Regions from separate parts of the Homo sapiens genome. Here region 1 is linked to region 2. A link is an interaction called in ENCODE POLR2A ChIA-PET data of the cell type or tissue named here. Cell type or tissue: GM12878. All regions are shown on one strand. Links, peaks and the distances in the headings refer to the core of each region. The heading gives the core; the rest is flanking DNA. Region 1 has its middle 24 kb from the start of CRYGS. Region 2 overlaps ETV5 (ETS variant transcription factor 5).

Region 1 (6,493 bases), core at 1-4,000, 420 kb after region 2:
AACACTGCTCCAGCCATCCCAGAGGAAGTGCCAGACATGGCAGTGGCAAAGCCATTTTGGATGCCCAGCCCAGCTGAGCGTTTGGATGACTCCAGCCCCAGCTGTAACCTGACTGCAACTCGGTGGGAAACCTGGAATGAGAATCACCAGTTATCCCACAGAACTATGAGAGGGTATAATGAATCACTGTTTTAAGCCACCATGTTTGGGAGTGGTTTGTGACACAAGGATAGATTTCTGGAACAGCTTCCTTCTAAGGACAGGTCAAATACTCCCTCCACAGTGAAGGGATCCCCGAGCCCTTGGGTGGAATGAATTGCTGTCTTCCCTGTAGCCTTCACAGCTCTTGATGCCTGGCAGAGACTCACTGGGCTGACTCACAACAGTTGGGAAGGGCGAGGATTTTTGTCTTGCTCATCTATGTAGCTCTGGTGCCAATCACGGTTTGTGGCACGGAGTAGATGCTCAGACAATGTGTACTAAATTTAATTGATTTTCTTTCCTTTCTCTAGTCTCTCAAGGCAGATAGGCAGCCACAAGACCCAACAGAGATAATCAAGGAAACCTCAGAGTGCCTAGAATTGACTAGTGAGGCTGAATGTGCCAAATCAGTGCTGGAAAAGCTTTCCATAAGAGAGGAAAGAAAAACCTTTGAGCCAATGTTAAAAAAGCTGAACCAAAGAGGGATGGAGGAGGTTGGAAGTGACCATCACTCTTTGCTCATCAATAGCAGTTCAGTGTTTGTGGACCTGGTGCCTCCTGGCGAGGAGCATACTTCCCAACTCCCTGGACAGCTCCCATAGGTCCTGGGCTGGAGGATTCTAGTCCATCAGGGTGGCCCAGAGATATCCGCCACAGGCTGCCTTAGATGGATGCTACAAACACTTAGTTTACCAGATAGTGCCAGCCCAAGTCTTTTAATTATTGCTGAGTCTCAGCATCAGAAAGCCACCACAAGTGCCTCTTGTGGACCAGAAATAAATCTTCCATGTCATTATCCCCTCTTTTAAAGCACTCTCCAGGTCTCGCTCTAATCACCTCCATTCCCTTCTCATTAAACAACCCTCCCATCATTCTCATATTCTGCCAAATAATTTTAAGTGTGTTTTATGCAACTGCAGCTGTCACACTATACAGATGACAAAAGTCTCTACTTTGTTATAGGAGAAGAGTCTAATCAATGTGCCTTTATCCTAAGTGTGACTGTGGTGAGGCTCTTTCTAAGGAGTTGGCCTGTGAGACAAGTCGTTCTCCATCCTGGATGCATAATAGGATCCTGCAAAGCTTTGAAAATAAAACCTATGTCTGTTCTTAGCCCACATGATTAAATCAGAATCCCTGGGCACAGGGTCTAGACATCAATAGCTTTTCAAAAGCTCCCCAGGTGATTCCCATGTGCACCAGAGCTGAGAACCATTGTTCCGCAGAACATGAACGTTAGTGATGTCTGTGGTTCCAGGCAAACCCAAACAGTTTCCTGCCCTGTCCCGTTTCTTATCCATTTTTCTTACAAAAAGCTACAAATTAGCTTTTTGTAAAACATGCCTGGCCTTCCAGGACGGGAGGGACACGAGACAGACATGAAGCTGTTGCCAGCCAAGTCTTAACTAAATTCAGGTTCAGTCATATTACACGGGTTCAGTTCTGTTTCTTTAAACATTGCAACAATGGGATATAGTGTTTTGTGACAACTCTGAAAACCATAGCATGAAAAAATATCAAACTATTAAATGAAATAGCAGAATTTCCTCTCCTCTGTGATTGCAGCTGCATAAAAATATACATTTAAAAAGCCTAAAAATGAAAGCACAAAATGATCCTAATTTGGGTATTGGATGATTTTTTTTCTTCTTTCAAAACGTCTTTTGTGTTGATCGTTATACTTTTAAAACAAACAAACAAACAAAAAAACAAAAAAAGCAAATTAATGTCTGAATACTTGAATTTATACAGAGAATGACTTTCACACAGACCAAGAGGAAAACAGGTTACTGTGCAACCTATACAAACGCTTTCCCCTCTCTGGGCCTCAGTTTCCTGGCCTGCAGTTTGCACCAGAAGAGCTGCAAGGCCTCTTGCAGCCCCACACTCTGATTCCTGGCTCACATGACACCACTTTTATGAGACTAGTTATGCAAATGTTATCCAGTACGTTTCTCTTGGTGAGGAGTCAGGGCCAAGCAAGCTCTGAGACAAGCTGTCTCACCTCCTCATCTCCTGAGCACAACTCACCCACAGCTCTGCCCTCGCCTCCACCTACATCATGCCTTCCTGCATGCCAACTTCCCTCTGAGGTTCCCTTCACCCACTTACAACCACAGCCTCCTTCCGGACCTCCCCTACACGATGAACAGTCTGCCAGTTAATATACATCAAGCTGCCACCATGAAACAGCTCGGAAAGCCCCATTTGTTCTCAATAGCATTCCAGCTAGAAAGACCATCCACCACCCATGGCCACTGAAGAAGGTCCTCCCCTGAGTGCCAGGCAGTGGGGCTCCTAACTCTGGGCCCCAATTAGCTTAGCTTGGGGGAGCAAAGGACAGGAGCACTGTTCACCCAGTTGGACTAACAGCTCCACACTGTGCCTAATAGGAACCTCCTTCTCACAGGTGGCACCTTTGTGAATCAGGGTCTGTCCTGAGCCACCCTCCCTTGGAGAGATCTGAGCACTGAGAACCACAGAGCCTGGGACACCAGCACAGGGTTTGAAAAACTCCACTCCCAGTCAGCTGCGGTGGCTCATGCCTGTAATCCCAGCACTTTGGGAGGCTGAGGTGGGTGGATCACAAGGTCAGGAGTTCGAGACAGCTTGACCAGCATGGTAAAACCCCATCTCTACTAAAAGTACAAAAATTAGCCAGGCATGGTGTTGGGCACCTATAATCCCAGCTACTCGGGAGGCTGAGGCAGGGGAATTGTTTGAACCTGGGAGCTGGAGGTTGCAGTGAGCCGAGATCGCACCACTGCACTCCAGCCTGGGCGGCTGAGCGAGATTCTGTCTCAAAAAAATGGGAAAAACATCATTCCCATGTGTGTCCTGGTTGCTTGTCTCTTTCAAAGTACTGCATACTAAATGCTACCACCCACTGCTCCTTGTGTGCTGGGAGCTGCTTCAGACTTACTATCCCATTGAATGTTTTCAACAACCAAAATGGTAGGTACTATTATTTATAACCATGTTTTCAGATAAGGAAATTGAAGCTTAGACAAGTTAAATAATTTCCCCCAAACACACAGCTAAGTGGTAGGACAATTGGTTCTGAATTCAACCTGCTTGGATTTGAAGTCTGGCTCTGTCACTTACAAAGTGTGTGATTTTGAATGAATTATTAATCTCTCTGAACATTAGCTTGCTCTTCTATTAAATGAAGGTATTTATTTCTATTTATCAGGATGGAAGTGTAAGGATTAAATGACATAATCCATGTGAAATGCTTGGTACAATGTTTGGCACAGAATGTGAGTCCAATAAATGCAAACTATGGTTTTAGCCAGATGCATATCCCTCTTCCAGGCACTCAGAAATGACTTTCTGTAAGTGTTGACTTCATCTGGATGTGCCCCTTCACATGGGCTTCTGGCGTGCTGGGCTCCAGCTGTCACCATTTGTCTTCAAAAGTCCAGGCTTGAAGAAAGGAAATGACCAAACGCATGCACCAAATGCATCTCATTTTAAAGCCCACCAGCCCCGTGGACTTCGACTTCCAGATATATTACCTCCTTTTGTATTATTAGAAACTTGGTTGCCCCACACCAGTGGGGTGAGGTGGAATGCGGAGAGCAGACAGAATATTTATAAGAGATGAAATGAGATCACCTACCTAGAGACACACCCCAGAGGAAAGTAGGATAGTTCTAGAGCTTTGTGGATCAAACAGGCACTCTTTAATCCCTTCTGACACCTCCTTCTCCCCATGCTACCCAGTCCCTTGCTCCAGTCAGACAGAGACGGGAAACATTTTTTGCACAGCCAAAACAAAGCCACTCGGGATGTAAATAAAATAGTCTGAACACCCAGTTGATCCCTCTGCCTTTGAGACCGGAATCATCTGGAGGGTGGATAAACACTTTCCCTGCTCCAGCACTCGGAGAAATAAGGGAGCAATAGATTGCAGCAATGGCTGCTGGGAGTGTTCCGAACTCTGTGAACAATATGGAGACTGCTCAGTAGATTATGGAGGGGTAAGAGCTGAAGTGTGTGTGTGTGTGTGTGTGTGTGTGTGTATGTCTGTGTGTGTGTGAGAGAGTGTTTGTGTGTGTGATGTTAGTGATGTTAGTGATTTCAGAATCCAGGCCACTGATAAACCAATTGAGGTGTGGGTGACATGCAGAAGGGCCCCAGAGGTGTACTGCCCATCACATCCTTCTCCAGGGCACTGCTTGCTGAGTTCATGTCTTTGTCACTCAGCACTGCTGTGCCCACAATCTGTGGCTTCTTGGAGATTCTCTTTGTCTGTGTGGTCCTTGTCTGTGTGGGCAGCCCTGGGGGACCGCTGAGGTAACTCTTACCAGTAACTTTGACTCCAGAGTCCCCGGGGCCTGGGCTTCTGGGAAAACAAGGCTGTGTGAGTGTGAAACTCAAACTGAAAGGACTTTCTTCTTTTTTGGTTGCATTGCACTCTGAACAAAACTCACTGGCTTGTGACGAGCAGGTGCTGTGCAAAGGGAGGCATACCTCCTGCTACTATTCCTTCTCCTGGTGAAAGGCCACGCCCCCTCACTTGGCTCTCTGGGACATTTCTTCTGTCAGGAGGCCTCTGCAGCTGGAATGTTCGTCACTCTTTGAGGTTAGGCATCTTTTCCTTTCCTTTTCCTTTGGAAATCTGTGGTCCTCCCTTTGCTGTGACAAATTGCACGGTGTGGCCAGTCAACTCCATTCTGCCTCCTGGGAAGGCTCACGTGGCCCGGCCTCCATGAGGGCCCAGGGCCAGTGCAGGAGTCCTCGACTTGCAATTCTGCCCTTTTCCATCCAGGCTTTGTCCAGCTCTCCGTTCTGTTCTCCCATTCGGTGTCCCCTCCAGCCCCTTAGCCCCTTTCCAGCACATCATGCTCCTGCTTGAGGACTGAAGAGGAAAGAAAGCCCATCTGGGGAGGCAATTAGGGAAAGAGAAACAGAGGCAGAGAGAAGTAGAGACAAAAGATGAAGAGAAGGCTTCTGCCTGGGTACTGTTGCTCCTCAAGGGCCTGATTCTGGAATTTCCCAAATCCAGCTGTAATCCCATTAGTTAAAGTTAACTAACTTTTTTTTTTTTTTTTTTTTTTTTGACTGAGCCTCGCTCTGTCTCCAGGCTGGAGTGCAGTGGCGCGATCTTGGCTCACTGCAACCTCCACCTCCTAGGTTCAAGCGATTCTCCTGCCTCCACCTCCTGAGTAGCTGGGACTACAGGTGTGCGCCACCATGCACAGCTAATTTTTTGTATTTTTAGTAGAGATGGGGTTTCACCATGTTGGCCAGGATGGTCTCAATCTCTTGACCTCGTGATCCGCCGTCCTCAGCCTCCCAAAGTGTTGGGATTACAGGCATGAGCCACCACGACCGGCGAGTTAACTAATTAAATTTGCTTGCTATTTGTCATCCTCCAAAGAGTCCTAATAAATATCTCAGGCCCCTTCGCCCACCTTGCTAAGATTCTGTTGTGTGCACCTCCCCATTCTGAATGAAGTCTTCTCCAGGCAGAGTGAGCTGCTGCTGCCTCTCTTCCCACTGTGTTTTGTGCACAGTTCTGCTGTACATTATCCCATGTGTGGCTATGATCTAAGGAGCCATTTGCCCATTGATTTTCCCCATGACTTTGTGGCAAGGACTGAGTTTCTTTCCTGACTAGGAGCCAGGTATCTTCAGCGCAGCCTAGCACAGTGCTTGGCATATCATAGGTGCTTTATTAGTGTTCGATGAATCCATGAGCCAATGAACCAACAAAAGAATAACATGTTAGCGCAGCAAAATGCAAACAAGTTGTATGAAGCTGTCAAAAGTGCTTCTGGAAATTTTAATGTAATTTAAGTTTTAAGCATGCTATTTTGTGCAAGATACATTAGACTAATAGGAATACAGCCCAGAAACACATTAAACAGGGCTTTAATCATTGTCGCTGTCTATTGAGAGGACTTTCCCATCTTCTTTCTCCTAGTAACAGACTCCATCCCACTGGACAAAAAGGTGAGCACGTGACCCTGTCCTGGCCAATAGGAGTGGTTGCCTGATGTGAAGGGCCAATTCCCCACAAAATGAAAAGATCAGCTTGTTGGGGGACAGAGCAGCACCCTGCCCACTGAAGCAGAGACAAGCAGAGACGCGAGACAGATGGAGAGTTGGGGGGAACCTTGTGTCCTCAAGCCGGTTCCTTTGGCTCCTCTGTCTACCCTAGGGCTGCCCTTGTGTCCGCATTGGCTTGGAGAGCCCATGTATTCTCTTTCTTGCTTAAGCCAGTTTAAGCTGGGTTTCAAAAAGAATCCTAACTAATTCAGCATTAAATCTCCTGCTGGAATCT
Region 2 (10,064 bases), core at 3,562-7,561:
AGGTCAGAGAAGAGCAGGCAGGAATCCTCAATGGGGAGCTAAAGCCACAACCCCACGGGAAGGAGATAAAAGGGTTTAACAGCCTCAGATCAAGTCTCAACACCTCCCTCTCCAGGGGAAGCTAAACCACCCTCTCCTCTTATTATCACGCCCTTTAGACAGCTACAGTCTAAAATGAGAGACAAAGAAAGGGGAATGGGCTTCACTGGCTTTGTGGGTCAGCGGCAGCTCTTCCCCAGAATCCCAGGCCATCAGCCCGGCAGTTTAAGGGTTAAAGTGAGCACTTAAAAGAAAACTCAAACCCCATTAAGCCCAGGCTTGGAGAACAGGGAGCAGCAGGGAAGCCAAAGGAAACTAATTTTGGAGGCTCTCCAAGCTGCCAATCACAAGCATATTTCTAACAGTCCCAGTGTTGTTTGAGTTGGTTGTTTTTCCACGGGCTGCACAATGGGGTCTGGTTATTCATTGAAAAAGTCTGCAAGTGAGCCCCGCCCTCCATTCACAACCAATTTGGAATGCTCCATTCAGGCAAGAGGGGGAATCTGCAGCTCTGCTAGCTGGGGCAGACCTAATAGTGCTCAGCGCCCAGCTGTCGCCGCAGGGACGCTTGCTCGCTCAGTACGCTGTGTTTACGTAAGAAATTCAGACACGGCAGGGGATCTTGCCTGCTGTGCACCCTTCCTAGGATTCAAATGGCCAAGACCCTTGTGGAAATCTGCAAGGCTGTGCAAAAGTCCGCTAGAAGTAAGGTCAGAAAGTGCCCTCTGGCAAAACGGGAAAGGCAAAAGAAAAACTATCATGTGCCCCTCGGTTCAGAATCTGGCTGTAGCTACCAGCGGAGAGAAACAGACTTCAGTGGTATTTCTCCTGCCCCAGGGTGAGCTGGTTTGCATTAGGGCACAACTCTCTCTGGAAGCCTGCCTCTCCAGACCTTCCTTCCCATTCACTGCTGGTAGCTACATCGGGAGCCACCTGGCTTCCTCCCCAGGGGAGGAGGGCTCTGGAGACACTACCAGATTTTCTGGCTGCAGAGGAGGGGACAAGCTACCTATTAAGACAATTTCACAGTTCCTTTTTTGGCTTTGGATCCAGCCTGAAGAGTTCAGAATACCCTCCTGAATGCTCATGAGACATCAAAAGGGAAGAATGTGGAGATCTAAGGTTGGAGGGTGAAATCTACGCCGAGACTTTGCAAAGTACAAGGCAAAAAAAACTGGCTTTGCTTCTTAGATATTTTTTCCAAACCTTCAATAATCACCCTGAGGGAAAGCGGATGGAGCCCGTCTGACAACCAGACTTTATTTCAAGGAAAAGCATACTTCTTTATGAAAAGCAAATCCAGGAGATAAATTTTAGCTCATGGTTGTTTCCTTTTTTTCATCACATATTTGGCTATTTTCAAATGTCTTATGTATGCTTCTTCTCACTGCCTGCCCTCATGTCCCCTCCAGCGAACTCAGTGCCACTGGAAGCATTTCTCTGAAGTCCTTCTGACCACAGAATCCCCATTCCATGCCTCGGCTGTTCAGATCAGCCTCAAACTCCTGGCCTTTTAATAACTAGATCTTATCCTGCTCCCTGGAATCTTGCACTCTCTGCTTCAATTTTCCCCTAGATGCTTCTTTCTTTTTAAACAAGGGAGCCCCCTTTATTTTCTATGCAGAGTCCTCTTACGGGGAATTCTTTTCCCTTTAACATCTGAGTTGCTAACCCACTGTCATTTGCCTGCCAGGCCCAAAGGTGTACTTACATTATGGTTATAATTTATACATACACACTCTAACTAGTGCCGGCACATACTAGGGGCCTGGTATCTTGCCACTCCTTTAAGCCAAGCCTAGAGGGATAGGACAATGATAGAAACTGACGACCAAAGCCTCTGTTAAATGAGCTTGATGAGTTCACAAAATGAATTTTTAAAAAAGCAACCTAATCCGGTAATGGCATCAGCATGCCTGGCACTTGTCCAAGAGCTGGGAGCTGCAACATGACAAGCCTCTGAGCTCCTTGGATTCCAAGTGGAGAAGCACTGTGTGCCAGGGCACAGATGGGGCCCAAGCTGCCTCAAGGGCAGCCGTATGCCCGAGAGGGGGCTGTCAGCCTCTGAGGCTGGATGTACTTTACCACCACTAAAACCCAAGAAATGTGTGGAGGGAACAGTTTCTCGGCAGAGAATCACACACCCCACCCCACCACCAAGAAACATTTTTTTCTAGGGCTGAAATTAAAACAATGATACTACTAGATGGTAGAAATGGGAGACAGTACACATTTTCGGCTTCATTATGCTACCCATGCCTTACTCCTGTAAAACTGAAGAATGCTGAAAGAGGAGGGGATAAATGGTAATTTCTTCATGGATGCCAGGATTTTGTTACTTCTGGCACCTACACAAGTGATCTTGACACAGATGTAACTCCCCGTCCCAAATCTTTCTCACCAAATACAAAGGACTGGTAAGCCTACTGGGTTTTGTTAGATGACTAACAGCGCAGAGACACAGAAGGGTAAGAGAAAAATTCAGTTTTAAATAAGCCTAACTGAATTAAAGGTAGACGAAAGCAGATTTTGTAAAACAGATGGCTCCTTTAAGTAAATGCGTACTGTAGGTCTTGGGTCCTTCAGAATACTGAGTCTAAGAATCTTTGAGGCTATCAAAACAGGAAGGATTTCAAATCATTTAGCACCCTCCCAGCAGTAAGGTACTGGGCTAACTAACAAACACTTTGAAAGTAACACTGTAAAACCTGGAGTCAAAGAATCTCTCCTCCATGTTTTCCTCACGCTTTCATCAGCATTCTTTTCTACCTTCAGAACTACTGATTCCTGAAAAGTATAAACCAATGGCCTTGTTTTCCCTCAAACCTCTTATTTTTAAAGTGCCCACTGTTTTCTTTCTTACCTTGCCAAACAAAAAGACTTTAGGATGATCCTTTTGAATAGAGGTGGCCCAAGCAAGAAAACGTGGTGTTTTGCTACACCACACCTAGGACCAAAGACCAAAATGATGTACCCTCTCCAAAGGAAAGGCACTGCCTCTACTGTACTAAACTCACACATTAATAAAGAAATCCAGCTGAATAATCTCATCGTGAAACAGGATTAAGATCAATGTGTTTTAGGCTCAAGGGCTGTCATAACAGTTAATCCTATTTCCCCAGCCGTCTATTGCAATGTATTTATGAAAAGTCGATTTTATCAGTTAATTAGCTGGTCCTTAGGAAATTACTTGTACTTCCTCCAGTTGTTCCATTCTCTTTGAAACACAGATCTAAAAAGAACACTTCAAGGGGAAAATGGGGTCATTTGGATCTTAAAACAATTCTCTAGGCTGTATTTGGTATGGAGGCCATGACTTTGAAATAAGATTTTTATCATGCTCTCTACTCAGCATAAAATATCTTAGTTATTCAAGATGCTAACAGGTATATATTTATAATATCATAACTGAAATTAATAAGTGAGATTAAAAATCAGACCCAAAATGTATATTTAAAAAACTGCTATTTATATATGCTAAAATCTAGTAACACACTCTTTAAGTACCCAGTCAGTTCAGAAAAATGAATGGAACACATCACCTTACCCCGACTTTGAAACACTCTTGAGTTCCAATCTTATCCATGGCATAGTTAGTTCTATGAAAATGTGTAGTAAATATGTACATACATCTATGCACTGACCCAGATTCCCTGGTTTAGCCGCTCTATGTGTTAAGGTACACATTTAGCTACATACACAGTTACATAGATATATACACATGCACAAACACTTTTTCATATATAGGAAATATGTACACAGTTTTATCTGTATACACACGAAAGGTGTCTTCTAGGAAACATGGCAGTTTTCTTTTGTTTTCGTTTTTTAGAGATAGGGTCTTGCTCTGGTACCTAGGCTGGGGTACAGTGGTGTGATCACTACTCGCTTCAACTGTAACCTCGAACTCCTAGGCTCAAGAGATCCTCCCGACTTGGCCTCCTAAAGCACTGAGGTTACAGGTGTGAGCCTAAATATGTCAGTTTTTTATAATTTTTTTCTTTTATAATTACTCTCTGTCTTCCAAATCCTAGATGGAAAAACTCAAAGCATGAAGGTATTGAGTAACTTTCTCAGGATCATAGAAGGAAGAGAAGTGAGTGCTGAATTGGACAGCCAGAGGCCTCCCAGATGCTTTCCTGAACACCATCTCCAGGTATCTGAAATAATGGAGACCCTGAATACACTTGAATATGCCACTACTCCCTGGCTCTGCAGCTTTGTGAGAGCTTCTTTAAGAATATTATTTTATACATCTTCCTCTTACTTCACCTAAACCTTCCCATCTGCCCCCACTACTGGTCAGTCTCTTCAGCTATTTGGGAATAGCTGTGAAAGGAGGGGGCTGGGCAAGCTTGTCTCTACAAAGGACATCCAACTCAAGCAATCTGAGATCTTCAGAGTTACTTCTTAGGACCAAGGGACAATGAGGTCCACTGGTAGAATCCCTATGATCTATAGATTTCTATTCCCTTGAATTTGACCTTTCAGAGTCTCCATGCTTTACTGATATCTATATGTGTGAGGTAGAGGTGAAATCTGTACAGCTAGAAGTAAGCTGGGCATTTCTATAAGATATAAAAGCAATGGTTTCATTCACTCAAATCAGACTTAAGGATGTATCCCTATGGGCAGGAAACCCAATTCTAAGAAACTTACAAAATATAATCTCTTTAGAAGTTGAACTTTTAGTGTTTAGAGAAAAAAAAAAGCCATAATCTTTAAAACTGACATTCCAAAATAAAAATATTACCTACATTTCTTAGTATTTCTCTTTCTTTCATGTATACAATAAATTTACACATATACAATGGAAAATTATCAAATCATTATTAATAGGAAAGTGTATTACCAGTGGCCACTGGTAAGAATATTTGTTACAGGCCGGGCACAGTGGCTCACGCCTGTAATTCCAGCACTCTGGGAGGCTAAGGTGGGCGGATCACCTGAGGTCAGGAGTTCAAGACCAGCCTGGCAAACATGGTGAAGCCCCGTCTCTACTAAAAATACAAAAATTAGCCAGGCATGGTGGCAGGTGCCTGTAATCCCAGCTACTCGGGAGGCTTAGGCAGGAGAATTGCTCGAACCTGGGACGTGGACATCCCAGTAAGTGGGCCGAGATTGCGCCATTGCACTCTGGCCTGGGTGACGAGCAAAACTCTCTCTCCAAAAAAAAAAAAAAAAAAAAAGGTTTGCTTTCCCCTGGCAAATCTAAGTTTGGCTTATATTCATTGGTTAAGTGAGTCAAACCAACTCATAAGGTTTCATTAAATTTGAATGAGTTTTCTTCCCTCCCCTGAAAAAAATCACGAGCTCTTCCAGAAAATGACTGGAGTGAAGCTGGTCCTGAACTCGAGGCTGTGGAAAGCGCTCATGGAAAAGTAAGTGCATGCAGCCGGCTGTGGGCTCTGCCAGCTCCTCCTCATGCTTCTGGCTGTTGGTCTGAACTGCAGGCAAACAAACTTGCTTTTGCAAGAATGAATGGCTCAAAGATGCACCACCCACATTTGTGTTCTTGCCTTGCTTCTTAAGCAAGTTATTCTATTTGAATCTATCCCTTCTTGAAGCTCTACCTCAAGAAATAAAGTCAGAGGGAAAGAATCATTAGAAGACCTTTTCTAGGCTAGTCAACCATCTCTTTTATCCTTAAAAGACAGAAAGGCTCAACCTTAGGCAGTTAAAACAAAAAGTAAGCAAAGTAAAAAAAACATCATACTTGGTAAGCAGAAACATCTCCCAAATTACCTCCACTTGAGGTATGGAATTTTAATTAAAGAACTTAGCACATTCTATTTGCTGAGCAGAAATTATTTCTAAAGAGCCAAAACACATTTATTGATTTCTTCACTTTAGCCTATTCCCACAGATAAATATCTCTCCAAATATAAATCCTGCTTGCTGACAAAGAACATACCCTTGCTTCAGCACATGCAATCAATTTGAATGCAGCCATCTCATCTCCCTTTTAACTCTTTTGGGTTACAGAGAAACAAACAAAAGTGTCATAAAAGCATTTCAAAGAACCTCTGCCAAGAAAGCCACCTCCCAAACAGACTGCAGTTTATGCTGCTCTGAGCAAGAACTGGAAAGGCTGGGCCAAATTGTCAACACAGAACAAAGTTGGATTACAAACCCTGTCTTTCATCTTGCAAACACACACACACACACACACACACACACACACACACACACACACACACACTTGGATTATCTTTATTTAGTCTTTCAGTGGCAAGCTTCCCAATCACTCGAAAGCAATCAAAGGGCAATAATTAACATGCATTTACTCTCCCATAGAACACATCCACAGCAAGCTGTGACAAAGCTAAGGTAACCATGCATGTGTGTGTTCCAGTTTATTCCCTTTTACAGTTTCATGGCATTGTGCCTTGGACATGAGGCCTATCATTAAGGAATGTTTAGCTGTTACCTCTGCTCTTACATTTAAAAGATTTGGAATACCCAACTTTTTACTTAGAGAGAGACCTAAGATACTCTCTCTCCAGTGGCATTTTTACACACATACACCCACCTACCCAGAGATAAAACAAAGCTGGGAAGAATCTGTTGGTCCAAAATGAGAAATTGAGTCCTTGCATGGCTCAGGTGCTTGCTATTATAAACTATGACTAAGAGACATGAATTTCTCTATGATGCAACTCTCAAGAGAGGCAGCATTTTCTCCAGGCCTCTCTTAAACCTGCTCATTCGCCAGTGACTAATGCTCTCTAGAGCAGCCCTGTGCTGCTCAAATTTCATCAGCCGGCTTTGTCCTTCATAACTCTGCCTAGACCATAAAAGCTCCCAAACCTGTTGAGGACAGCCCCAAAAGATCAGTGCAAAGTAACCATGCCCCTGCCAGTGTTGAAAGCCATCTTTTGAGCTTCCCACTGCATTTTCTCTCTAGTAATGAGCACTTAGTGGCCATTTTAAGAAAAAGTTTCTCTTCTCTGAAGAGAAAAGCCACAGCAACTACACGAAAAGTAAGAGTAAATCAGGCCACTCTGTGACCACCCCTTGTCAGCTTAGGGGTAGAGACAAAATTGACAACATGTTGGATGAAGCCAAAGTTAACTGGAGTTTTCCATTAACTATTTTCTGCACCTTTAAGAAAAAGAGAAATATCAGGTTCATGATTCACATCAAGGACTTAATTTATAAAACAAACCCCAAAAAAGCCATAAAACAATGTGTGATTAATAGATGCTTGGCCTAACACCAAATATATTTTGTCAGTTAATTTATAATTTTGAGCTTAAAGCTTTGCAATATTCTTTTTTTTTTTTTTTTTGAGATGGAGTCTTGCTCTGTTGCCCAGGCTGGAGTGCAGTGATGCGATCTCAGCTCACTGCAACCTCCGCCTTCTGGATTTAAGTGATTCTCCTGCCTCAGCCTCCTGAGTAGCTTGGATTACAGGCGCCCACCACCACACCTGGCTAATTTTTGTATTTTTAGTAGAGACGGGGTTTCACCATATTGGCCAGGCTGGTCTTGAATGCCTGACCTCAAGTGATCCACCTGCCTCAGCCTCCCAAAGCCCTGGGATTATAGGTGTGAGCCACTGTGCCCAGTCAGCTTTACAATATTCTTAAGGTAAAAAGAAATTTAGGATAAAATTATGTTCAGTAAATCTTACCTGCAATACAGTAGAAATACTTTAGAAATAATTTTATTATGAAATAAAAGTTTTCAGGGTTAATTCTGAATTATTAGAAGAAACTAAATGCATACTACTGTCTAAATCTGGCCATAGCTGAAAAAAGCATATTCTAGACATGGATGATCTAAGACCAAACAATTTCAGAACAAATGTGCCATCACCAGAAAGGTACTTACGGTTATCAGACTGAAAATCTGGGACAAACTGTTCATCATCAGGAACTTGTGCTGGAAAATAGATTTTTATTTTAGACCTTTAAGTTTTATTAAAAAGCACAGTAAAATGTTTTATATGGAAAATAGGACATCCATGAAACTTGCCTTCAGCTAACCAAGCCTCTTGAAGTTGACTGAGATCCTGAAATAGCTCTGAAATTGAAAAAGAAGACCCCAGAATGAGGATATTTCTTTCGCTAGGGAGAAGACAGGGAAGAATCTACACGCTACTGTCACTGGGAGCAGGGAAGCCACAACATAATCAGGGAAAGCTTTACTACCTTCAGAATCGTGAGCCAGATCTGTGTCCAAAAACTTCCTCTTTCTGTCAATCACAGGCCGCCCTCTGCATTCCTCAGATCGAGATTTCTGAAAGAGGCCAACAGAAAGTGAAGGCTCAAGTGTAGTAAAGAGGTCCACAGGGGGAAGACTCATATTGGAGAGGGAGGACAAAACAAACCAAAAGCCACATAAACTTACCCCTGGGACCATAAAAGGGACTTGCTGATCATAAAACCCGTCCATGGTGCTTTCAGCGTCTCTAATACCACTTTGAGAGGTTTCAGCATTGAGTAATTTCTGGGGGAAAAGGGATCCTCCTGTAATATGAATTTGGGAGATTTTAACTAAGAGGGGGGAAAAAAAGAAATGAAACAATTTTAGACTGCCTTTTTTTTAGGGCCTGTGCAAAATTATTACCCTTCTGTGAAGTACTTAAAACCTACTCAAGGTGCAAGCTTTACACACCAATGCCGGGCTTGATTAATGGTATCAGAGGTACAGGATGTACTCCGTGCCAAATCCATTTACCCAGTCATCATTTTTTCTTTCTTATTTAAATCATTAAAATTACAGATTTGCTACTGTCTGTTCTCTACCAAAACAAAAATAAATAAATAAAATAAAATAAAAGGGTGATTTCAAGATTCTCTCATATACTCCAGGGCATTTGTAGTAGGGTTTTTAAAAAAGAGATAATTTAATTTTTGACAGTACAGTGTCAGGAAGCAGAGAAACTGGGTTTAAGTATTCCAAATTATTGGCAATTAAAGATCTGACATACATGGTGTTTCCAAAAGCATTTTGTAGGTCACTGTTAAAACACTATATATAGTTCCTGGAATAAATTGATCAGAGGTATACTTATCTTCACACACAACTCTTTATTTAAAAGAGGACTAAACAGATATAGCATCTGTAATGTCACAAATATCTCCCTGGTTACTTACAGAGATATTTGTGACATCTCCAACTTCTAAAAGAGTAAAATGTCTATGAAAAGTAATGGATTAAAAAAACTAATTCCATTGCATGTGGTACAATGCATCTCTACCAAAGGTCTTTTAAAACTTAGGCTGTTTCATATAGCGGAATCATTTTTTTCTAGACATACCCCCCCACCCCCAAATGAAACTCATTTCAGGACGGGTAAGTGTGTGAGTCTGGGGAAAAAGGGTGGGGTTAGAAGGGAGAAAACTTCTCCTAACGTGAGTGGAATAAAGTAACAATTTCAGGGAGGTACCATCTTCCTAAACACTTTTATTCTTCAAATAAAAACACCGTTAAGTCAACAAAAGGTGGAAAAACATTAATTTCACTCACTCCAGCTCTAAGCAATTCAAAATGCTTAAAGGTCAACTTCTTTTGTTTGACATATACACAATTTTAAACAGGAAACTTTTCCCCCGGTGAGCAATTCCATCCAATTTGTTTTTCACACTGTGTGTAGCATATCAAATTTTTCATAAGTGGGCAGGATACAAGGACACCCTTCACAGCCAGCATCCTCCGCAGCACTTTGGCCCAAGGAATCAGATATTTTCAAAGTCAAAGGAAAGAGAGGAGCAAAATAGCACACAGTTCATAACTTCCTAGAAAAACACTCGCGCCAGCCTGCCTGCGTGCCCCGTCCAAACACCACAAGAAATGTTCAGAATAACGCCTCTCTCAAATGCCACCAAACCGTATACAAAATCTGAGAAACCTCAGCAGTGAGTTGAGGGGCATGAAAGAGAGAGTGCTCTGTCGCTTAGGAAAATCTGTCAGATTAAATCATGGCCTAAGACATTTTGTGAATGTGTTAGGAGGAAGGGGACAACCAGTAGAAGACGGGAGGGGGAGATATTTTTCAGTCTCATGATGAAATACTT

Evidence for each region. ChIA-PET counts read pairs that join two places held together with the same protein. Peaks named below come from ENCODE experiments on the same cell type or tissue, not always from the same donor. Only the 100,000 strongest peaks of a DNase experiment are listed, where the experiment ranks them.
Region 1: POLR2A ChIA-PET joins it to region 2 with 9 read pairs; 2 of 35 experiments call an interaction of 5 or more read pairs at or near these places.

Annotation. Positions count from the first base shown.
Region 1 is chr3:186,517,032-186,523,524 of GRCh38, forward strand. No RefSeq gene overlaps it. Among named protein-coding and RNA genes, the nearest start is that of CRYGS, 24 kb to the right of the region's middle. RefSeq lists enhancers at 2,380-2,439, 4,425-4,624. In GM12878, for the core only: no CTCF peak of the experiment used is centred there; a DNase peak (open chromatin) is centred at 2,260; H3K27ac peaks cover 774 bases.
Region 2 is chr3:186,097,430-186,107,493 of GRCh38, forward strand. It overlaps ETV5 (ETS variant transcription factor 5), which reads right to left. Exons shown (of 13, transcript NM_004454.3): 2 at 8,395-8,513; 3 at 8,196-8,283; 4 at 8,020-8,067; 5 at 7,876-7,926. The coding sequence starts at 8,439. Among named protein-coding and RNA genes, the nearest start is that of ETV5, 6.6 kb to the right of the region's middle. RefSeq lists an enhancer at 157-670. In GM12878, for the core only: no CTCF peak of the experiment used is centred there; no DNase peak of the experiment used is centred there; H3K27me3 peaks cover 194 bases.